Regions from separate parts of the Homo sapiens genome. Here regions 2 and 3 are each linked to region 1. A link is a loop called in an ENCODE intact Hi-C map of the cell type or tissue named here. Cell type or tissue: B cell. All regions are shown on one strand.

The links. A loop is a pair of places that touch in the nucleus more often than their neighbours do. Peaks named below come from ENCODE experiments on the same cell type or tissue, not always from the same donor. Only the 100,000 strongest peaks of a DNase experiment are listed, where the experiment ranks them.
Region 2: it touches region 1 in a loop (5-fold over the local background); 3 of 110 quality-filtered maps call a loop at or near these places.
Region 3: it touches region 1 in a loop (6-fold over the local background); 3 of 110 quality-filtered maps call a loop at or near these places.

What each region holds. Positions count from the first base shown.
Region 1 is chr11:73,381,072-73,389,071 of GRCh38, forward strand. The region is part of intron 1 of RELT (RELT TNF receptor); the gene reads left to right. Among named protein-coding and RNA genes, the nearest start is that of RELT, 8.7 kb to the left of the region's middle. RefSeq lists a silencer at 4,040-4,279 and enhancers at 5,103-6,052, 6,053-7,000, 6,920-7,079, 7,001-7,948, 7,784-7,893. In B cell, no CTCF peak of the experiment used is centred here; DNase peaks (open chromatin) are centred at 2,340, 3,940, 4,070, 5,140 and 5 weaker places; H3K4me3 peaks cover 7,112 bases; H3K27ac peaks cover 8,000 bases.
Region 2 is chr11:72,734,334-72,742,333 of GRCh38, forward strand. All of the region lies in intron 1 of ARAP1 (ArfGAP with RhoGAP domain, ankyrin repeat and PH domain 1), which reads right to left. Among named protein-coding and RNA genes, the nearest start is that of ARAP1, 14 kb to the right of the region's middle. RefSeq lists enhancers at 2,357-2,536, 2,707-2,806, 6,821-7,598, 7,125-7,174, 7,245-7,324. In B cell, no CTCF peak of the experiment used is centred here; DNase peaks (open chromatin) are centred at 2,538, 3,988, 4,668, 5,888 and 2 weaker places; H3K4me3 peaks cover 5,070 bases; H3K27ac peaks cover 8,000 bases.
Region 3 is chr11:73,149,142-73,157,141 of GRCh38, forward strand. It overlaps IUR1 (imatinib upregulated ABL suppressing lncRNA 1), which reads right to left. Exons shown (of 4, transcript XR_950294.3): 4 at 6,639-8,000. Among named protein-coding and RNA genes, the nearest start is that of FCHSD2, 11 kb to the left of the region's middle. RefSeq lists enhancers at 3,603-3,712, 3,953-4,172, 4,783-4,832, 5,303-5,542, 7,596-7,685. In B cell, no CTCF peak of the experiment used is centred here; DNase peaks (open chromatin) are centred at 3,460, 3,950 and 5,250; H3K4me3 peaks cover 1,557 bases; H3K27ac peaks cover 7,372 bases.

The DNA of each region.
Region 1 (8,000 bases):
CAAGGCCTAGAGAGAGGAGGCACTTGCCAGGCCCCAGTGTCACTGGGATCCAAACCCAGGTCTGCTGGCCTTGAAGACCAGAGTTCTTTCCTAGGCCACTCTGGGAAAGATGAGAGCTCTATAAATAAGCTGCCCATGTGGCTGTGAGCAAGTGCCCTGGCTAGTTGTCACAGACAGAGGGGGACAGCGGGACCTCTACAGCCAGTTAGAGTCAGGGTCTGAGTGTGCAGGTAGAGAGAGGAGTGGGGGCTTCCAGAGGGGGGACCTGCGCTTAGCCCAGTGCATGCACTGTGAGGAGGAGCAGTGAGAGGGGAGGACCTTGGCCACCCACACCACCAGCCTGCTGCATGCCTGGCCTCCTGCACAGACCCTTTCCCTCCCTCCCTCAAGGAGCCTCACCCCTTCTCGAGGAATCAAGGGAGACTGAAAACTGATGGCAGGGGTGAGGGGTGGGGGAGTCTGGAGAGGAGAGGGGGCCCTCTTGACAGGGAGGCTGGGGAGGCTTCCTACAGGAGGGGATGCCTGGCCCAAGGCCTGATTGTAAGAAGAGCCCCTGTTGCCTGTGAACGCTGAGTCCTCCACCACACCATGAGGTCAGCTGCACTGGTGTAATTGGGAAACAGGCTTGGGAAGTTGGGGCTGGGTTCCTGACTGCTGAACTACCCCTTACATTCCTGACCATGGCCCTGGCTGGTGTGGGAGCAGGTGGACGTAGGCCTGTACAGGGGCTGGGACATGGGCACCCAGGGCCCTCCCAGAGAGGCCGAGGCCCCTCTACTTGTGCTGCCAGGGTTTACGTGGAGTTCCCCAAAGCACTCTTGCCACACCCAAGCCTCTGGGTGACCTCGGCTGGCTGTTGCTTGGTCCTGAGCTTGGGTTCCTCTGGCCCTCGTGGAGCTGTGTTGAGAGCCCTCAGTATCCCATGAGGCAGGGACTAGCACCCCTGTTTGCAGAGGAAGACCCCGAAACTCAGGGAGGGTAAGTAACCTGCCCAAGGCCATCGATCTGCGAAGTGACAGAGCCAGAGTCTGAACCCTGGTGGGTTGCTCCAGGGCCCAACCTTGTCTCCTCCCTGCTCCACCACTGCACTTGCACTGACCCCAGTCCTCAGCGTAGCTCCACTGGGTAGGACCTGACCTGGGATGGCCCTGGGGGCGCCTCTTTCCCCAGCACCGCAAGTCTGGGGAGAGTTGGAGAATGGGGCAGACCAGGGCTGTGGTCTCCCCCAAGTCCCTCCCAAAGCCTCTGCCCAGGTCTTCCAGGTCAGGGTGATTGGGGGCAGGGCCCATGCTGAGCACATTAGGGACTTGGGATCAGTTTTATGGCCGGGGCAGGTGGCAAAGGTGGCTTCTTGGAGGAGGTAGCAGAGCATGAGCCGGGGCTGCAGTGAGGTGTCCTTCAGCACCCCCAGACCCGTTGCTGTCCTGTCTCAGGGCCAGGGTTGGCAACACAGGGCTGTCTGTGGTGCTGAGAGGTTGACGGTGGCCAGAAGCAGTGGAGATACCAGGCCTGGGTGGCTCAGGCAGGGGTCGCCTGCCAGTTGCCCCTACTCCAGGGTAGGTAAACTTCATCTCCTTCAAGGTGAAGTTGTTACAGGCTACCACTTGACCTCTCTGAGCCTCAGTTTTTTCTGTGTGAAGCATGGAACACTGTCTTTGAGGGGTTCAGTGAGACCCAGCTTAGAGTGGGAAGGGGACAGGCAGTAGTGCTCAGTGAGGAGGGTTAGGGAGCCTCCTCTCTGCCCGAGATAACTGTCTGGTCTCAGACATCCCTCCTCTAGCCCCAGACTCGGCCCAGGAAGTGGGGCAAGGATTGCACCTGTACCATACCCAGACTGGGAGGAGCTGGGTGGGCCAGGTGTGGCCACCTCAGCCCTTTTCTTGGCCTCAAGGGGCCAATTTAGCCCCCTTAGCCTCAGCCCCACCCCATCCACCTGAGCCACTGAAACCCAGGCCTGGTGGCAGCCAGGAGGTCTGAGGTGCAGAACCATGCCCAACTTCTGGGGGTGTTGCTGAGAGTGGGCTGGGGAGCAGCTGCTGCCTGGCCTCGAGGTGCTCCCCAGCCCTTGAGGGACTGGTTTATACCCCATCGTGGTGACCTGGGAGCTCATGGCTGCCCAGGGCTGTGGGAGGGGGCAGGAGTGGAGCACCTGTCTCACTGAGTGGCCCTGAGCCAGCCTCTGCACATCTCTGAGCTTCCAGCAGCAGCCCTAGTAAGCTGGGGTTCCACCCTGGGACCTCTTTTTCCCCGCTCTGGGAATTCCCAGACTTCCCCGGTCTTCCTGCCTCTTTCAGTTCACAGCTCCCTTTCCTGCCAGAGCTGGCACAGACTAGAACAATATGCAAATGAGTATAGATGCAGGCAACTCCTAGAGGCCCCATGGGATGGCGGTGCAGACAGCACCTTCTCCTGGGGCCCTCCTGGGTCCTTAGTAACAGACCCTCAGTTGAGCCACCTACTGGGTGCTACTAGCTTGCTAGCCTCCACCATCAGGTTGGCAAACACTGCAAGGACATTTACTATGTGCCAGGTCCTGGGCTAAGTTGCAGGGCAAAAGGAGGCAGAAAAGAGACAGTCCTGGGCTCCATTCCTGCTTCATCTCTTACTGGCTGTGTGACCCCCGCCAGTGACCTCCCCTGACCTCAGTTTGCCCAGCTGTGAAACAGGAATGCTCACTTCTCCTGCAAGGAAAGGCAGCAACCCAGGATGAGGGCCCGGCCTGCACAGGGCTGGGGTCCATTCCTTTCCCTGTGAGTGTGGAAGAGGGAAAGCCACTCAGCGTGGTCGCTGCCCTACTTCAGCCCCACTTGCCAGGGAACCGCTGGGCTCCTTGCTAACCTGGATTTCTCTGTTGATGGGTGGCCTTTGTCTTCCTGCCTTGGGTGTGGCCACCGCCAAGGGAGGCCTGTGTCCAGCTGTGTTTCCAGGCAACCCTAGCCTCTGGAGGCCAGAGGGAGGTCCACAGGCTCAGGAGCCACTATCTGGGAAGCAGAGTAGCTGCCTCCCTACCTGCCCTCCTCCAGGTGGGCACCAGCCCCCACCTCCATCTCCCCCAGTGCGGCCTCTCTTAGCAGGCAGCCTGGGGAGCCTGCTGAGACCGAACTGTTCATTCTTCTCCATCCCTTGCTTAACCCTTCCTGGCTCCCATAGGCCCTAGGGGGAAGTGCAGGCTTTTTGGCAGGCAGCTGAGCCTTGGTGTGACCTGAGCACTGCCCACCAACCTTCCCAGACTCCTCCAGACTCCTCCCGTCTTCTCCGCCCTCCCACCCTCCAGATTCCCACCAGGGCGAACCCAGCACCGCCTGTATACCAGACTCTGTGCCAGGCACTGAACGTAAATAAAAGGTTTGTGCCCTTCTCCTCCACATTCCACACGTAGGGAAACTGAGTCACAGTGAAGTGTGGGGAATGCTTACTCTGTGCCAGGCCTGTGCTGAGTACTTAATGTGATTCTCTTCTTTCAGCCTTACCACAGCCCTCTGCAGGCAGGCCACAGAGCCAGTGCAAGACAGAGCAGAGCAGGACTGCACCCCATACTTTGTATCCCCAGGTTAGCCCAGGGGTTCAGATCTGGGTTCTGACCCACCCCAGCCTCTGGGCTCCTTCCCCCTCAGCCTGCTCACTGGCTCTTCTAGCTCGGCATAGCTGGGCTCTCTACCAAGAGTGCCTTTTCTGCCTTCTCCCCCAAATCAGCCCATACCCGCCCAGGTCGGCACTGGGCATGGAGCAGGCAGCTCGTGGTGGGGAAAGGGCTGGGTAATAGGATCTGCATGGCACCATGAATGCTGAGGGGGAGGTGGGGGAGAGGGTACTTCCAGGAGGAAGTGACTTCGAGCTGAGCTCTAAGGAAGAGTGGGTGCTGGCCAAGCGATGAGGGGAGAGCAGAAAGCAGGTGCAGCGTGTGTGAGGGTGGAAAGCACTCAGCGTGGCAGGCGTGTGGGTGGGGGAGGTTGGTGGGGGCGCGTCACGACGCCATCCTGAGGGTGGTGGGAGCTGGCCCAGGGCCAGGGCCAGAACTGGGTGTCAGGGCACCTAGGCTGCAGGGCGGGACTGACCTGGAGGCCAGAGACAGGGCAAGGGGGCAAGAGCAATGGGCGCAGGCCTTGGGAGAGCTTAGGGACTGTAGGGAAGGGGAGGGCCCTGCCTAGGGGAGGGGGAGTGGCGTGGCAGGGCCCGGGTGACCCCAGCGAGCTTCAGTTCTGGGAAAGGGGAAGCTGCCTGTGGCCTGGGCTGGTGGCACAGCTTCCTCTTTCTCTGAGGCCTCCAGGCTGCACCTCCCTGGGGCTCCACCATCTGTGGCCTCAATCGTGGTCTGGGGCCCTCAGCTTGGGGGTCTGGCCGTGGCCTTTGCTAGTTGGCTTTTCTCCAGGGAATTTCTGGTTCTCATTGTTCGGGCATTTTTTTGGAGAGCTGAGTCTGAGGAAACCCTCCCCGCCTCGTGAGCCTGCTTGGAGGCCTCCCGCTTCAGACATGGGGCTGGGTGTGGAGTTTTGTGGCAAATAAAACAGACGTCCCTGCCCTCACCACTGTCTGGTGGGGGAGCAAGGAATAAACAAGTAAGCAAACAAATACTTAATCACAGCCCTCTGCCAGCAGGGCAGAGGAGAAGGGCTGTGGAGAAGGAAATCCCATGACCTACTTTAGCTTCATTACCTCCTTTAAACCCCATGACTGGCTGGGCACAGCGGCTCACACCTGGAATCCCAGTACTTTGGGAGGCCAAGGCGAGAGGATCGCTTGAGCCCAAGAGTTGGAGACCAGCCAGGGCAACATAATGAGACCCCGTCTCTACAGAAAATAAATTTAAAAATTTAGCCAGGCATGGTGGGGCATGCCTGCAGTCCTAGTTACTCAGGAGGCTGAAGCAGGAGGATCACTTAAAAGTTCAAAGTTGCAGTGAGCTGTGATCGTGCTACTGCAGTCCATCCTGGATGGCAGAGTGAGACACTGTCTCAGAAAAAACAAAACAGAAATTCCCCAAAAACTTCGCGACAGCCATGCCAGCAAGATGAACGTCCCCATCTCTGTAGATGAGAAAACTGAGACCCAGTGATGTGAAGGTCCCAAAGGGAGTTGGTGGCAGTGGAGACTGGGCCCCAGGCTAGGAGACATGGGAGGAGTGGCCTCTAAGCCAAGTTCCTTCTCTGCTACCCCCCTGGGGCCCCTCCTCCCCATCCAGTGTGGCTGGGTGTGGCTCTCCTCTGTCAGGCATCGGAGGCTCTGGGGCCTCACTGACTGCCCAGCCTTTAGGATGAGGCAGAGACGGATATGGGACCTTCAGATATCCCCTCCCAGCCGAGGGGGCTTCCATCTAACTGTTTTTTTGGTCACGGTTCCAGGGCCGTTTTAGACAGTGGAGGCCTTGTGGGGCAGGGTGTGAGGGGTGCTGAGCAGCAGGTGTGGACATGTGTGTGCACCAGGCCTTTCTACCTGACCGGGCAAGTCCAGTGGGGGCTCAGTCTGGGCTGAGTGTGGGGGCCGGGCAGCCAGACTGGAGTAAGTGCTGGTTTGGGGTAATGAGAAGGTGCGTAATTAGAAGGTGCAAGGCCCTAGGTGGCAGTGTCTATGCGTGTGCTGGAGTGGGCCCTCGTTGGCTTTGAGTCTGGGCCTTTGGACCCCGCTTTCTTCCTGGAAGGTTCTAGATCACACAGCTCTGCGTCTGTCTGCAGATGAGCAGCTGCACAGCTGCTCCCTGTGGGCTCAGGTCACCTAGCAGGTGCCACCCAGGGTTGGGGTGGTTCTAGGGCTCTCTGCTGTGGTTGCTTGGCCTCTTTTCACCCCCGCATCAGCCCTCTGGGCCTACCTTGGGGACATGGAGGGCTGCTAGAGCTGGGGGCTGGGCTGTTGGGTTGGTCACGGTTCCCCCTGGCTTTGTCTTTTTTTTTTTTTTTTGAGATGGAGTCTTGCTCTGTCGCCCAGGCTGGAGTACAGTGGCACAATCTCGGCTCACTGCAACCTCCACCTCCCAGGTTCAAGCGATTCCCCTGCCTCAGCCTCCCGAGTAGCTGGGATTACAAGTTGTACCACCACACTGGGCTAATTTTTGTATTTTTACTAGAGACGGGGTTTCAGCATCTTGGCCAGGCTGGTCTTGAACTCCTGACCTCGTGATCCACCTGCCTCTGCCTCCCAAAGTGCTGGGATTACAGGCGTGAGCCACCATGCCTGCCACAGCCTGCCCCCACCCCCAGCATCAGGCTCTGTCTTGCGTAGTCAGGCCTAGTGGGGAAGTGAAGCCTGAGGACTTGGGGCTCGTGGTCAGGTCTGTGGGTTAGATCCCTCAAAGGACAGAGGAGGGGCCATGGGGAGACAGGCTCGAGGTGGGAGCTGGGCCCTGACAAGGGCACAGGACACTTTGGGGCAGAAACTGGAAGGAAGACTTGTGACCAAATTTAAGGAGTGACAGGGGACCCTCCCCAAATAGCCTGGGGGTGCCATCTGTTGGGTGTTGACTGCCAGGTGTGGCCTCCACCCTATACTGTGGCCCTACCTTCTCCTGTCCCTGGCTTTCCCCTGAGCTGGCCTGGGACCCAGAGTGGCTGCCAGTGACCTGGAGAGTCCTGAGATGATGTAACTGCTGCCCACTCCCTCCCCTGAGTGTAACTCAAACCCTGGGCCCCTCTGAGATCTGCCAAGAGGGAGGGCGGGTGGACAGATCGGTTTCCTGGGCTGCTATTCTAGGTGGGAGGGCCGGGCTGCCTGCAGGGAGAGGACTCTGAGTGATTTGGGACTACCACAGGAGGCGCTTTTCTCACCTCACCGGCCTTGGAGTCACAGCGGGGGCCTCAGCCGCGGCGGCCCTGAGCCAGTGGCTGGGTTCCCAGGCTGCCCCTGGGCTTAAGAGGCTGCGTGTGGCCTGAAGAGCACGGCTTTCCTCAGCCTCGTGCCCCTGAAGCCAGGCCTCCAGGAAGTACACAGCGGACTTCCTTGCTCTGCCACCTGTCCCTTCTGCTGTCTGATGTGAATCCTTTGTCCTGCTGTGTCCGCCTCGTCCACTGGCCGGAGGCTTCTCCAGAGCAGGCCACCGTCTGGGCCTGGGGGCCTCAGTCTCAGACCGGTGGGCCGTGACGCCACCATGGATATTTCTCTGAAGTATCACACACTGCACTCCCACTCTGCTTTATTTCGTTTCTTGGCACTTACCACCAAATGGCAGGGGCACCTCTCTGTTTGCAGTTGGGTCTCCCCTGGGATGGAGCTCCCTGCAGACAGGGACCTTGTCTGTCTTGTTCATACCGATTTCTCCAGTGCCCGCACGCAGTAGGTGCTGGAGAGATGACAAAGACAGAGCACTGGCTGCCGTGACCACCCCAGCCCCATAGGTCTGCCAGGGGAAGAGCTGTGGCCAGACATGTTCCAGCCTCAAGGGAGGAGTCAGCCTCCCTGGAAGAGGTGTGGACAGTGGCCATGCAGAAGGACCAGGACCTAGATGGGGTGGGGAGCTGTGGGAGCCAGACCCACTTTGGGGAAAGCTTCTAGAGAAGCTTCTGGAAAGAGAGGCCTTCGTGTTGAGCTTTGAAGGGTAAAGGAAAAGGCCTTCCTTGGACCAGAACCAGCAGGAGTGAAGGCAGAGGCCGGGCATGCTTGCAGACCTGTGAGGAGGAGGCGGGGGGAGCCTGAGCCTGGAGCGCTGGGCTGGAGTGTGGAGGCCGGGCTGGGGTGTTGGGTGTTGGTTGCAACCCTGTCATCACGGACACAGGCCGCCACACGCGCTTCCTTCCCCTGCTGATGCCTCGGGGCACCTGGCAGTTTAAGGAAGGGGAAGGAAGCCCTTCCTCCTCTGGGAAGCCTCCCAGCCTGCAGAGCCTTCTTCCTGCCTTCCTGCCTGTGCTGCCCCGTGAGGCCGGCTCCCAGGCAGGGCAGCCCCCTCTGCTTGGGCCTGTGCTTGCGGGTGTGGAGCCGGCCTCCCCGGGCTCTGCCTGCCCAGCAGCACCTTGCCTGCTCCCCATGAGTCCTGTCATCCTGGAAGTGGTGCTGAGGGGACAGCAGCTGCCTGCCTG
Region 2 (8,000 bases), 650 kb before region 1:
TGGTCTCAAACTCTTGGCCTCAAGCAATCCTCCCACTTTGACCTCCCAAAGTGCTTAAGATTATAGGCATAAGCCACTGCACCCAGCCCAAAAGTCAATACTTAAAAAACAACCTTTAAGTAGCTAGCACTTCAGATGAAAGCATTGGCAAAAATGGCAGTGCTACTCAAACGACAATTTGAAACAAGAAAAAGAGACCACATAAACAGTGCTTACTGCATGCCAGGTATCCAAGTACTTTATATTAACTCATTAAAGCCTCACAGCAGCCCCAGGAGATACATATGATTGCTATCCCTGTTTTAAGGTGAAGAAACTGAGATAAAGGGAGGTTAAACAACTTTCCAAAGCCACACACCTAAGAAGGAGGCAGTATGAATATAGTCTAGCCCTGTGCTGTCCAATAGCAGCCAGCAGTAGCCACACGTGGCTGTTGGACATTTGAAATGTGGTCCCTGGAATATGATGTGCTAGATTTTGAACACAGTGGATTTTGAAGACTGAGCACAAAAAAAAAAAAAAAGAATGCAAAATATCTCAATAATTTTCCCTATTGTTTACATGATGAAATATATTATTAACATTAATTTCACTTGGACTGTTTAAATTGCATTGTGGCTTACACTCTATTCATACTGGAGACTGTAGCTCTCAACTTTTTTTTTTAGACAGGGTCTCGCTCTGTCACCCAGGCTGGAGTGCAGTGGCACAATCTCTGCTCACCGCAACCTCTGCCTCTTGGGCCCAAGCAATTATCCCACGTCAGCCTCCCAAGTACCTGGGACTACAGGCTTGCACCACCACGCCCGGCTAATTTTTCCATTTTTTTGTAGAGATGGGGTTTTGCCATGTTGCCCAGGCTGGTCTTGAGCTCCTGGGCTCAAGTGATCTACCTGCCTCTGCCTCCCAAAGTGCTGGGATTACAGGCGTGAGCCACCAGCCTTTGGCCATCCACTTTTAACCACTCTTCACGGCCTCTCAAAACACAAACTGAGGGCCGGGCGCAGTGGCTCATGACTGTAACCCCAGCACTTTGGGAGGCCAAGGCGGGTAGATCACTTGAGGTCAGGAGTTCGAGACCAGCCCGACTGTCTCTACTAAAAATACAAAAAATTAGCTGGGCATGGTGGTGGGTGCCTGTAATCCCAGCTACTCGGGAGGCTGAGGCAGGAGAATTGCTTGAACCTGAAACGCAGAGGTTGCAGTGAGCTGAGATCGTGCCATTGCACTCCAGCCTGGGCGACAGAGTGAGACTCCAGCTCAAAAACAAAAGCAAAAACTGAGCACCTGCTATATACAGGCCAGGCACTGTACTAAGCGTTTAACACAGATTGATAGATGACGGTCCCAGCAACCCCACTGGAATGACCAGGTCTGGGAAACAGGAAACTACTTATCTCCCTGAGAAAAGCCTGGCTCCCTACTGGGCCTCTCTCAAGTTCCTATTCCTGCACTAAGGGCATCTGGCTAACATCAAAGACACGGTGACTCGGCACTGACACCTCTTTGGAACAGCCATGTTCAAGGCACTGGAAGCATGAACCAGACCTCAGACCTGGACTGGCCCTCCAGGAACCTCAGGCTGGAAGGGATCAGATACCATCAACCAGTGAAAACAGCCCAGGGGGCCCTCAACCAGGCTGAGGTAAGGGAAGGCTTCCCGGAGAAAGCAGCAAATTGAAAAAAGAAGTTCAGAGCAGTGCCCTGCTAAGCCACACTGCAGCCTGAGGCAAAGACAGAATCATCAGTACTGTTCCTCTCTTAATTTAAAATGTTAATGTTTTATATTTTGCTCATCATGGATTTTTGGCATTAATTTTTATTTTTTAAATGGCATTAAATATTATATACCTTGAATACTGACCTTTTTAAAATAAATAGTTATTGCTTTTACATTTTAGTTACCTTTTTTTTTTTTTTTTTGAGACAGGGAAGGTCTCGCTTTGTTGCCCAGGCTGGAGTGCAGTGGCATGATCATGGCTCACTGCAGCCTCAACCTCCTGGGCTCAAGTGATCCTCCCACCTCCCCCTCCCCAGTAGCGGGGACCACAGGATCTCATGACCAAACCCAGCTAATTACTGAGCTTTTTGGTACCCCCTCAAATTCTGCAACAGAGGCAAGTGCCTCACTTGCTCTACCCTAATCCAAGCCCTAGTTTGGAGGTTTAAGCCCCTCAGCTGCTATGACACATCACTGAGTCCTCATCCTCAGGAAGGCAGGGACCTGGCAGAAGGGAGTGTCATCCTGTTGCGACAGCACAGCCAAGAGCTGAGGGGTTTCCCTCCTCTCCACCCTAATGGCCCAATCAGACTTCAGCACCCCCACACCCCCATCCTGCCTCTCCTTCTCTCTCATGTCCCTCCAGCGTCTCTCCACTGTGCCAACTACAGTCCCACCCCCACTCAAAGCCTTTCCATGGTTCCCAGTGCCTTCGAGCACTCCTTGGTCTGTCATTCAACTTCATCCAGCTCTGACGTTTACAGACGAAGAAACAAACACCCACAGGGAGGAAGTGACTTGCTCAAGTTGTCAGTGACATACCCCAACCCCCAGCCAGGCTGGGCTGGCCCTGTCCATGACTTCCTCCATGTCACTTCTCACAGTAGGCACTGGCCTGGCAAACAGGGAGCCCCCAAAGTTGTCTGCTGACAATGAGTGAGTAAACCACATCCTCCCATCTTCAGGTGGCTCCAGGCCAGCTCCTCCAAAAAGTCTGCCCTGACTGCCCCCTCAAGCTCCTAGTCCTCTGAGGCTGAGCCCCATATCTCGGCACTGCTTCTGCTCTCTCTTTGGTTGCTTGTTTTGTGGGGGTCCACCTCCACCCAATCCCCCATGTATCCTGGAGTATCCTGAGAGTCCATACCCCTTCTTATCTCCTCTGCTGTCCACAGTGGTGCCCAGGACCTGGCTGGGCTCACAGGTGCACTCAGTCCCAGTCCAGAGGTAAGGGTCGCCTGGAATCTCTAATCCTTGTCAGCCAGTCCTTCTTCACGTCTGGCTTGAGTACTTCTTGCTGGAACCAAAACTTTTGCCCTTCTGTCCTCTACCTACCATTTCAACCCCAAGGTCAGAGTTCAAATCTCATCACCCCTTCTCTGTCCCAGCCCAGCAACTCCATGGTAATATCTCTACCCACTACTGACTAGTGACCTGTTTCACCGGCCCAGCAAGAAGATGACCCAGAGCCTTAGCCAAAGACAGGCACCCTCCAGCTTCCTTCTTTCCCTAAATGCACACCATTTGGCAACCATGTGCCCAGCCCCTGCTAGATTTTCTCCTTCATCTCATTTGTTCTTTTTTTTTTTTTTGAAACAGGGTCACTCTGTCACCCAGGCTGGAGTGCAGTGGTGTGATCTCAGCTCACTGCAACCTCAGCCTCCTGGGCTCAAGTGATCCTCCTACCTCAGCCTCTCCAGAGTAGCTGGGACTACAGGGGCATGCACCATGCCTGGCTAATATTTGTACTTTTTGTAGAGATGGGGTTTTGCCACGTTGCCCAGGCTGGTCTCGAACTCCTGAGTTCATGCGAGCTTCCCCTCTTGGCCTCCCAAAGTGCTGGGAGTACAGGCGTGAGCCACCGCACCCAGTCCCTCATTTGTTCTTATAACAACCCTAAGGCCTGTGATTCTTCTCTATGTCAATGTCATGGAAGCTGTGTGAGGTAGAAACTCACCAGGTCACCTGCTGGAGCTCACGGGGCCTTCAGAGGACGTGACTGCTTCTGTCTGGTGAAGTAAGGGAGGCTTCTAGAAGGAACCCCTGACTTGGGCCTTGAAGGATAAGTAGGAGGTGGCCAGGTGGAGGCCATTCCAGGCAAAGGGGACTGGGTGTGCAAAGCCCAGGGACAGAAAAGGACCTGGTGAATTTGGTGACAGGAGATGTCAGTGGGGTGGGAACAGAAGATGTTTAGAGAGAAAGGCTCAATGGCTGGCCCTCCGTCACCTGCATAGTCTGCTGACCGTGTGGGTGTGGCTCTCTCTTGAGGCCTCCCTGAGCCTGTTTTGCATTCTGATTTGCATGAGTCAGCCCTGGATCAGGGCAGCCTTAAAGGTCCTAACCCTTTCCACACCCAGCTCTGGAGTCCTCTTGGCCAGGCCGCCTCCCCTGATTGCATCCTCAGCTCCCCTCCGCACAGGCCTCTGCCCTGGGTTCAAGGAAAGACCTAGCCCTATGGGGAGCAAGGAGGGGAGGAAGGCAGGCTAGGGGTCCTAACTGAGGCCTCAGCTTGTCCACCACCACCTCCCTTATACAGCCTCATCCCCTACCCTGGGCCCAGCTGTCCCAGCACAGGCAGGCAGGGCAGCGACCCCAGCATCCAGACCTCAGGAAACTCCTCGGAGCTCCCCAACAGGAACCAAGAACATACACAGCCAGCTCTGGCCAGGCCTGGGTCTACAAACCACACCCCACTGGTACCACAAATGCACACCTCACACTACCTCAAGGGCCACACATCTCCCAGGGCCACACACACCTACCACCCCACCCAATGGCCACACCTCAGATCTGCCCTTTCCCACCACACACAGCTCCTACCAGCAATTCAACTGTGTGCAACAACCCCACAGCCCAATACCCCACCCTTGGCCCCCTCCCCGGCCCAGTCACCAGGTGATACCTCTGCATAGGGCCTCTTCGGTCTGCTGCCCTCCTGGGCCTTCTCCAGGCTCCGCTCACTCAGGCAAGAGTGTTAGAGGCACTTCCGCAGATATGAGGAACTAGTGGGGGCTGGGTTCCCAGCCCAGAGGGTGCAGAAGTGGCCCCCACGCCTCTGCAGAAGCCACCTCCCTCCAGCCCTGCCAGGAAAGGCAGCAGGTACAGCCTTCGAGTGGGCAGCTGACCGATCTCTGGGCCAAGCAGCCTATTTTCCATCTCTCGGGGACTGGTGGCCACCACATAACAGTCTCAGGAAGGCACACTGGGGTCTCCTGTCCTACCCCAGGCCGCATCTCTGCCCTATAACTCTCCCTGGCACCAGGAGATTCCTGTCCTGGCCCATGTGTGGTGTGGCCTGTCTTCTGGGGTCTCCGGAGTGCTGGTGGCTGATGGGGAGCAGCCCCTCAGGGCAGTGAGGACTGAGTGGGACCCCAGAGCCGGGGGAATGAAGAGCTGCCTCAGCTTGCTGGTGGGGAGTTGGGGGTCTATCAGCAATGTCCCTCGGCTCCAGGCCTGGGCCCCCTCCCCACCCAGTATGCAAGGCAAGTCTGGTTCCAGTCCTGGCTCCACCATTTCTTGTCTGAAGCCTGGGGCAAGTCACATCACATTCTGAGCCTCAGTTTCCCCTCCACAAAGTAGAGCTGTCACTCCCTGCCTCCTAGAGCCTGGCACCCAGATGACCATGACACGCCACCGCATGTGTACTGGAGGCCAGCGTGCTCTTCTGCTCACTCCTCTGCCGTCAGGCAGTCACTTCCTGTCCCTAGCCCTAAGGTCTTGGCTAGTCCTGACCCTGGGTGCTAGGCTTGTAGCCAGGCTCTGGGCTAGACTCCCTCCACATCCTGAGGTTCTCGGTTACCCCAGACACCAATGACTACCACAGCCTACCTCCAGCCATGTCCCCCTGCAGAGCTCCAGACCAGACCTGACTTCACGGCATTCTGGACCTCCCCTGGAATGCCCTGGCATGGCACACTCCCATCATACAATGAACTCACCAGCTCCCCTTGGGGACTGTGGGGAGCAGGGGGAGAAGAGCTGTCTCCAACCCAGGTGGGGCCTTTAGGCAAATAAGAAAAAGATTCCTCTTCTTCCAGGAGCCCCACACCAAGGGAAGCAGCTGAGCAAGAAGAGGACAGGCTGGGTTTCAGTCCTCCTTCTTCTGGCCCTCACTTCCCTACACCTGCCAGGCACCTTTGAGCAGTGCACAACACGCACACCCACACACAGTGGACCTGGTGGGAGGCAGGACCTTTTAACAACCTTCCTGCAGCAACCCTACCAGCATCACCCTAATAAAATGCTAAACCACAGTTTTATTAATGACTAAGGGACATGAAAGACCAAGGGACAGTAGGCATTGCTGACCCCACTTTCAGGCCTCACGCTAACTCCAACCCCAATCTTGAAAGACTTTCACTTTCTACAACCTTCATGTCTGCACTGTTTCAAGTTTTCACAATTATCACTTTTATAATTAGAAAAAAATGATAAACATGTTTTAAGTCATTACAATTGAGTTTGTTCCAGTTTGCTCCCCAAAACCATCATTATAAGGTAGCTTTATCATTTAAGTATAACATGCATAGATTACTAACAGAACTATTATAAGAGAAACTGCTAATTTCCTAGGCCATCTGGATGGAAAATAAGAGACTGACACTCAAAGCCCCCTCCCTGCCCCCGACTTACCCTCCCAAGGGTCTAAGACAAAGCTAATCAAATAAGGTCTCCCTCCCAGGCACTGGTGGCCAGCAGCACAGAGCGCAGCCCTCAGACTTTCACATGGGAAATGGACTGAGGCTCATTAATAAACTCGAGACGCCAGGGTCCCCGAGGTTTGTCCTCAAGACACCATCAGACCCCACCCTGGCCCTGACTCTCACCTACCACACCTTAAGCCTCACCCAGGGGCCCCTCATGTCCAAGCCCCAACCCAAAAGAGGGTCAGGTAGGGAAGGAGGTGTGGGATGACTCAGGAATGTCTAACATACCTCACTTGCAAATAAATGAAGCTGAAAGTTAAATGGTTTGGTTTTAGGCTTTGTCAAAAAGCCTATCACATACTATGCCCCTCTGGCCCCACCACATACCCCCGACCCCTAATGGGTCTGGGGACCCCTGCCGCTTCCCCCAACTCCTTCCTGTTTACCATGTTTTGGGCACACCCCTGCCCTGCATCCACACTGCCCCCATTCAACCCAGGCCCCTCAGCTTGCCTGGACTTCTGGGCCCTCACCGCTGCCTCCTGCCTCTGCCCCCTGCAACCAGGACATACTCTAGCCCACCGGGCTCATCTAATACATGGCATAGCTCCTGACCCCAACCCTCCACAGCCTCACCCCAGGACCCTCCCCACTCTCCCAGTCCTCACCCTCGGCCTAGCTCAGGCCCTTCCCACTTAGAAAGGTGACTCAACCAGCCCCACACCTACAGAGACCTGGGGCGCTCCCACCACCAGCAAGACAGGGCTCTGGCCTGGCTCCCTGGCCCTCAGGCACAGACACACTCTACAGGGGCTGGGGACTTCCTGTGGCAACTCCTCCCACAGAGGGCAAGGGGCAGCCTGAGGAGCCACAGGATGACTCCAGGAAGATCCTCCTGTGACCACTGCCCCCAGCGGGAGCAGGAGGGGGACTCCGAACACCATAAATGAGGCAGAAACAGGAAGAGACAGGGCTGACCGCAGCAGGGTGGGAGTGCACAGGGCTGACCACAGAATCACAGGCAGCGGGAGTGGACAGACCCAGTGACACCAGCACTCAAGATACAGACCCTCACCACGTGCCCTGGGGGCCGAGGGCCAGCACCCACCCTGCCCCAAGAGGGAAGGGGAGGCCGCCAACTGACTCCTCTGTGAGCTCACTGGAAACCTAAAGCTCCTGCCCACCAAGGAGGAGGGACTTGGTGGGCTCCTCTGTACCCCAGAACTAGGGGTGCAGGGGAACAGGGACCCAGACCTGCCTACTCTCTAGATGGCCCCTGGAATGCAGAAGACAGAAAATAAGGGGGTCCCTTACTGCTGGCACGTGAAAGGGGAAGCTGCCTGTGTTGGCTGGAGAGGGTGACCACATGGGTGGGGCCGGGACTAGGGTCAGAAGGGAAAGAGGGAGACAGGGGGACCAGCCCCACAGGCTTTGGCCTCCAATTTGATGTGTGACCTCAGTCTCCTGACTATAATCAGACAACAGCTAGGGAAGACTCCCTGACTCAGTCTCCCTCTCGATTCTCCAGCAGGCCCACAGGGAGCCCTGGAACTTGCTCACCTGATCCGGCCACCCCTGCTTGCAGCAACAAAAGGTCGTGTTTATGCAGTGCTTACCGTCTACCCAGCACCACACTA
Region 3 (8,000 bases), 230 kb before region 1:
ATGTGGAAATCGCACCATAAATGCCTGTTAAATGAATGAATGCTTCTGACTTCTCTGAGCCTCTGCTCATCTCTAAAATAGAGTTACAGCTCCCTACCCTCCCCCATTTCCAAGTGTGGCTGTGGGTTAAGCCAGTGTATGTGTCTGCTCCAGCTTTGCTGGGTGTGGGAAATTGTTTATAAGCATACCCGGCTGGCTCCTAATAATAGCTGTAATAATAATAGCTGACATTTCTTGAATGCTTAGGGGGTACCAGGCACAGCTCTGAGGGCTTTGACTGTGTTAACCCATTAATTCTCACAACACTCAATGGTCTTGATTGCAAGAATGGAGCTAAGTCACTTGCCTGAGATCACACAATTAGTAAGAGGTAGGCTATTTGAACACAGATGGTCCTGCCCCAGTGTCTAGAGGTTAACCGCTCCATCACAATTACCAGAGTCACCCAGACCTTCCTCATGGGAACTGGGCTGCCACCATTTAATTGAGCAAATGATTTCTGTACCTGTAGTATTCTAGGAGGGGAGAATGAAAAGTTGAATTAACAGGTACCCTCAATCTAGACGGAGAGGCAAGATATAGAATTCCCTAATGATTGTTTGAGTCTGAGTAATTCCAAAGCACAAAATCAAAGTGCTGTGGTTGTTCTAAGTGGGGGAAGACTGCCTCTGTCTAAAGGAGGGGCCCACGAGGGCTGCATTGGAAGTAGGCCTTGATGCATGGGAGGCAGGCACTCCCTGCGGAGGGACAGAGAGAGCGAAAACCACAAGCTGAATGGGCCTGAGCCACGTTTGGAAACATGGCTCTATCCATATTTCTCTTGGATAGAGAATCCTGTGAAATGAGGTAGATGGTGTAGCCTTGGGTGGCCCTCTTGAATGTCTGCTCACAATTTCCTCCTTCCTTCCTTCCTTCCCTCCCTCCCTCCCTCCCTTCCTTCCTTCCTTCCTTCCTTCCTTCCTTCTGTCTTACTTTCCTGTTTGTTTGATTGAGATGGGGTCTTGCTCTCTCACCCAGGCTGGAGTGCAGTTGTGCAATCACAGTTTGCTTGCAGCCTTGACCCCCTGGGCTCAATCAGTCCTCCCACCGCAGCCTGCTGAGTAACTGGGACTTCAGGTATATGCCACCATGCCTAGCTAATTTTGTTGTAGTTGTTTTTTGTAGAGACAAGGTTTTGCCACATTGCCCAGGCTGGTCTCGAATGCCTGGGCTCAAGCAATTCGCCCAGCTTGACCTCCCAAAGTGCTGGGATTACAGGTGTGAGCCACCGCACCTGGCTCTGCTCCCAATTTTAAAAAGCAGTAGTCCTTTATGGTTTTATCACACTCCACAAATATTGGCTATCTCACTCATCCTATCAATGTCCCCATCCCCGTAGACTTCTGGGAGGAGATCTTGTTTGTGGCACCCAACAGGCACACTAGATGGATGGATTTCAAGGTCTGTAGACCCAGAGGTTTAACAGTAGTGGAACATTAAGTGTGGGCAGCCAGGTCATGGAATACAAGGCCCAGTCAGCAACCTAAGGGAGGATGTGCCCAAGGGCCTGCACAGGCCTGTCCTTTGCTCATATTCAGCCTATAACCTCACCTGCTGTGCTGAGCCTGTGACCGGGGGAGGTTTGTGAGTGAGTGGTCCATAAGGAGAAGATGGGGTGTGTCTGAAAGACAAGATACCCTGGGCTTGGTCACACTAACTCCAGTACCTTTCCTGTCTGCACACTGGGCACTCAGCTTCCAAGTAGATGTGCACTTAGAAGCTGCACATCTCAAACAAACAAACAGGCACATCAGCTTCCAAGCAAGCCTGCTAATAGGCTATTTTGACCATGCACCCACTGCTCAAGACCCTTTTATGGCTGCCCACTGCCCTCCAAATTTAGCCCAAGCTTTTTAACCTGACATTCAAGGTCCTTCACTGTGTGACTCCAGCCAGCCTACATAACCTCATCTCTCAGTCCTACCATTTTAGGTACCCTTTGTTCCAAAGACACAGCATATATGTACACACACACAAACACACACACAACTTTTCCAGCAACTCATCAGGCTCTTTAGCAACTTCATGCATCTGAACATGCTATTCCCTCTGCTTTTAACACCCTTCTCTCTTTTCTCTACAGGGTCAGCTTAGGGTCTTGGTTAAGAGCTTGAGTCAAGTTCCAATTCAGACTGACCAGTTGGACCTTTGGCCCTGCTGCTCTCTAGCTGTGTGGCCTTAACTCCATAATCTGGATGCTGTGTACCTCTCCAACATGAGCTCACAGCATCTCCCCTCCACCGTGTTCTACTATGTTCTGCCCTGGGCCTGTTTACCCTTGGCACAGCTCTGACTCTCTCTGGGCCTGTGTCACTATATATGTTGGGATAATTCGGTACCCTTGAGGCCCACGTGCCTCTGTCACTCTGTATATTGGGATAATTCTGTACCCTTGAGGCCCACATGCCTCTGTCACTCTCTAGTCTGTCACTATCAAGACCAGAACATGCTTTCTAGATGGTACCGGAATTACTCTGAAAGTAAAGCTTCACCTGTTCTCTCTGGGACAGCTGGAAAAACCTCCAAACCAGCACCGATCACAGAGAAGTGACTGCATCAAGGCCAGAGGCATCTTCCAGATATTCCATCTGGGTGAGAATCTTTCAGCCATATCTGGAGACCGTTAGTCTCCATTTGCACCCACACCCACACCCTGCACTGTGCCCTGGGAGGCAGACCTCTGTGGGCTCCCTCATGAGGCCTTCTTGCCAACTGGCTTCCACTTCGGTCTGGACATGATTCCTGACCCCTTTGAGTGCTGGGCCGTAAGACTTTTCCACTGTTGCCAGCCTCTGGGTGGGTGCCTCAACGTCCTTTTTTTTGTTCTCTTACCCTGCCAACACCTCAGTACAGTAGTCCCCTCATTAAAGTCTCTTCATCTGAACCATTAGGGGTGAATTGCTTCCTGCTGGTCCCCAAATACCTGACCCTGCACCTGGAGATGATTGATCTGAATGGGCAGATCCAGGTGGAGGGTCAGGTATTTGGGGACCAGCAGGAAGGAATTCACCCCTCGTGGTTCATAACCCCTACAAAAAATAAAAAATTAGCCAAGCGTGGCAGCACATGCCTGTGGCCCCAGCTACTCACAAGGCTAAGGTGAGAGGATCATTTTAGCCCAGGAGCTCCAGGCTGCAGTGAGCTGTGATGGTGCCCCTGCACTCCAGCTTGGGCAATGAGGCAAGACTCTGTCTCAAAAAAACAAACAAACGAACAAATGAAAAAAACAGACACAATCATGTCAAGATTTGCCCCAGAACAAAGAACTCATCAGCGCAGCCCATGAACAGCCCCTCCCCAAGTTCATGCTTTGGGCCAGGCATACTCAATGCTAGCTTCTCTGGGCACATGAGGGTCTGATTCTGACTTATCAAGAGCTCTTGTGGGCAGAGCCCAATGAGACAGGGGCACCTGCAGCTGCAGTGAGGTGACAGTGAAGTAACAGTGACTAGTTTGGTGAACCAACACTACAGAATAAAACAGGCCTCAAGGCAAAACATGGTCAGACCACTGCTCAGGCAGCATGAGCAGTGCAGGTTGGTGTAGGAGAAGCCAAGGAACTTGAGCTGCTCGGGGCAGCCTCGCTGGAGGGCCTACAGGACCTGGATAGGAACCATGGGATGCTAGAAAGGGTGGGATGGAACACTGGGAGGGGTGGGGAGTAGGGAAGGAATATCTCAGGAGAAAGAGTTAAGGCCTAGCAGAAGGAAGTGGGATCTCTGAGGGCAGGAACAAGAGGCAGGGGCTTGGTCAGGCATAGCCCCTTACCCTGCCCCGTCCTGGAACAGGTCTCCAGCCTGAGGACAGGCCCCTAGCATCCCCCACAAGCCATCCCCCTCCTTCAACTGGAAGTCACCCCAACCCTTTCACTTCCCTTGCTTACGGCACCTGCCCAGACCACAGCCACAGCTGGGCTCAGGTTTCAATTCTTGTTTCCTCCACACCTATGTAGTCTCTTGAAAAGTTTCTATTTCTTGACAGGGGCTAGGCCTGACACCTGACACCCTCAATCCTCTGCCACTGCCTCTTTACAGTTGTTTCTGCCTGGCCCCAGCCCTGTACTTTGGTCCTCTGCCCTCCTAGCAGCCCGAGCAAGACTGCTAATAGGCTATTTTGACCATGCATCCGTGGCTTAAGACCCTTTTATGGCTGCCCACTGCCCTCCAAACACATTCAAGGCCCTTCACTGTGTGATTCCAGCCAGACTATGAAACCTCATCTCTCAGTCCTCCCATTTTAGGTACTCTTTGTTCCTAACATACCGCACATACATACACACGCACAAACACACACAGACAACTTTTCCAGCAACTCATCAGGCTCTTTTTAGCAACATCACACATCTGAATATGCTGTTCCCTCAGCTTTTAACACCCTTCTCCCTTTCTGTACTTGATAAACTCATATTTGCCCTTTAAACCCCAGCTCAAAACCTCTGCTTCTGTGAAGTCTTCCTCCTTCTCCTAAGTCAGAATTAATCTCCCCTCCTCTGGGTCTCCATAACTTTGTTCAGATCTTGATGACAGCAGCAAGCACAAGCAGACTGGTCTTCCAGACTTCTATTTAGCCATGTCCTCTTCTGAATTCCCCTTCCTTTCAAGACTCTGGCCCCAGGTGGACCACTTAATATCTATATGACCTTGGGCAAGTTGCTTAACCTTCCCTGGATCTCTGGATGAATGCTGAATTAATGCTCTATGTCCACAGCTTTTCGGCACCTATACATGCATTGATAATCACAATTAACCAATGATTCTGTAACTATGTCCTACCAGGCTGTGAGTCCCTTGCCAGCAGGGTAACAATCCAGGTTCCTTGTAACCAAATTGTCTCTGTATCCCCAGTGCCCACCATTCCAGAAACCCTTATTGCACAGGCAAATTTAGCCCAAACTCCATTTTTGCAAATGGAGAAACTGGACCCAAAGAGGCACAGAGATTTGCCTAAGGTCATGAACCAGCTTCAGAGTATTCTCCTTTGCCCTCCCTCCAAATCTTTGGGCCAGCATCTCTCCAAAGACTGTCTCTGGCCTAAGCTAGGGCTCTGGACCAGAGAACAGGCCTGCACCAGGCCCCACTTGTCACTGTCCTGTGGACTCTCAGGGTAGAAACTACCAGATGCCCAGACAGTTTTACTTCCCTCCTGGCTGCAGAGACCATGCTGAGAGCAACTGTCAGACCTCAGACACTTCCGTTTCACCCAGAGCCAGGCTTCCTTTTCATATCTTCCTTAGGCAGCAAGCAGACCTTGGGCCACAGCCTCTGCACCAGACCCTGGAGAGTTTTGTTTCTTCTTGGGGGCTCGGCCCAGACAGCCACAGTAGTGAACTCCCCCTGAGGAGCCTAGCAGGAGGTTCGTGGCAGGAAAGTTTGTGGCAGGAAAGCCTGATAACCCACAAACCCTAGAAATTGGAGTCTTGACTTTGATGACACCTCATCTGATCTGTATGGTTGGGGACAGAAAGGCCTCACATAAGGAAACTCCTGGAGAATCATAAGCCCTCAGAGCCCTTGGTAAAACCTGTTCATTTTACGGATGGGGAGACTGAGGCCCAGAAAGGGATTTGCCCAGAGCAGATATGCAATGGTGTACCCAATGCTGATCTTAAAGGTTTTGATCTGTGGTACCTTTAGTTGCTTTTGCCCATTTTCTTTCTTCTCTTTTCTCTTCTATTTTCTTTTCTTTTCTTTGACGGAGTCTCGCTCTGTCACCCAGCCTGGAGTGTAGGGGTGTGACCTCAGCTTACTGCAACTTCCACCTCCTAGGTTCAAGCAATTCCCCTGCCTCAGCGCCCCGAGTAGCTGGGACGACAGCATGCACAACCACACCTGGATAATTTTTGTATTTTTATTTTATTTATTATGATTTTTTAAGATGGAGTCTCGCCCTGTCACCCAGGCTGTAGTGTAGTGCACGATCTTGGCTCACTGCAACCAAGCAATCCGCCCGCCTTGGCCTCCCATAGTGCTGGGATTACAGGCCTGAGCCTCCGCTCTCGGCCTGTTTTCTTTTTCTATTTCCTTTCTACCAGCCTGGCAGATGCCTCCTCTCTCTGCTGCCTTGGTGAATACCTGCCTGCCTGCAGCAGCAACTTCTCACCCCCAACATTGGCTGCCAATTAACCTTTAAACCTTTTACAACCAGATCACCATGGGCTTCATGCTCAAAGTGTAAAGTGAGAATGTAAAGTATGAGTAAATGGATTCACATCAAGGTTCTGGGGATCATCTTAGGTATCTAAAGGCCTTTTATACTTAGAATATGGTTTCTGCAGCAATTCTTCAACAGAGAGAAAAATCCAGAGATAAAAATGGGGTTCAGGCCAGGCACAGTGGCTCATGCCTGTAATCCCAGCACTTTGGGAGGCCGAGGCAGGTGGATCACCTGAGGTCAGGAGTTCGAGACCAGCCTGGCCAACATGGTGAAACCCCATCTCTACTAAAAATACAAAAAATAGCTGGGCGTGGTGGTGTGTGTCTGTAATCCCAGCTACTCGGGAGGCTGAGGCAGGAGAATCGCTTGAACCTGGGAGGTGGAGGTTGCAGTGAGCCGAGATTGAGCTATTGCACTTCAGCCTGGATGACAAGAGGGAAATTCCATCTCAAAAAAAAAAAAAAAAAAAAAAAGAATGGGGTCCAGGAATATGTTTTCACTGCTCTTTGTCAATCCTCTCTCCAGCTCACATTTCACCCACACACACTTGGAGGGTGCCTCTGGAAGGATGACAACAGCTTGCGCCTCCATTTTTCTCACTTTGGTAATTCATTATCATCCCTAAGGCTGGAAAGGGCATTAAAGTTCAGGCAGTTCAATTCCAAGTTCGATTCAGAAATTATTTCCTCCATCCATTCTTCTGCTCCAAAACCTTGACTAACTCATGCCAGATCTAGTGCTTGGTGCTGTGAGATCCAACAGGGTCTTGCCTTCAGGGAACTCACATCTGAGAAGGGAGACAGGTGTGTAAAGAACACCTACAGTGGAGTGTGTAATGTGGTAGAGGGGAGAGTGATCAGGTTTCTCAGGGAAGGAGATGCTCTCCTGGGATCTTGAAGGATGAATTTACCAAGCAGGGAAATGGGGGAAGGGCTCCAAGCAGCTGTCAATATTCATACCACCAGAACTTGCCCTGTCAGTCAGGCCACTTCTTACTCAGACTCCCAGACTTCTGCACAACCCCTTGCCTTTCTCTCAGGCTTTACTCACCCACTGTGTCTGTCAAAAAACGTTCCCAGGCACTTCATCTGTAAAGGTCCTGTACTGGGTCCTGGAGACTCCTGGCCTTGAGGAGCCCACAGCTTGGTGGGGGATGGATGCATAGAGAGCCAATGACCACATAGTGTGAACATGGGAAGGTCAGAACTGAAGAGCCAGCAACAAATGCTATCTGAGCCATCCTTGGGAGGACAGGGGAGACTTTCTGCAGGAGGTGATATATAACCTGACATCTGAGCTATGGAATCTCCTACATCCTCATAGCACTCCTTTAAGGTAGGCCTTATTATTCCCTTTTAGATATGATAAAACTGAAGCCCAGAAAAGGGCAATGCCTTACCCAAGGTCACATGATTAGTGAGCGAGGTAGGTATGCATTCACCCCTGTGTACCCAGCAGCAGAGGTGGAAGTGGCACTATTGGAAGAGCTGGGCCTCAGGGGCTAGGACCAGAGGTGGAATGTTCAGAAGCACGGAGGGAGGAGCAGAAGCTGAGAACCTGGAGCTGATGGAACCTACAGGTTGTGCCATCTCTCCCAGACATACAGTAGAGCAGAGAAGGGACAGGAATATCCAGCAGGGCATCAGCTTGCAGCTTCATATCAGCAGAGCTGGCTCAGTCCTTAGACACCATCCTATCCAGCCCAGGAGAAACAGGTTTGTCCAGGGCAATTGATGAGGATGCATAGTATCACAGTGGCTGACCCTGGGCTAGATAGAATTCAGAGGCTTTGTCCTCCAGCCCAGTGC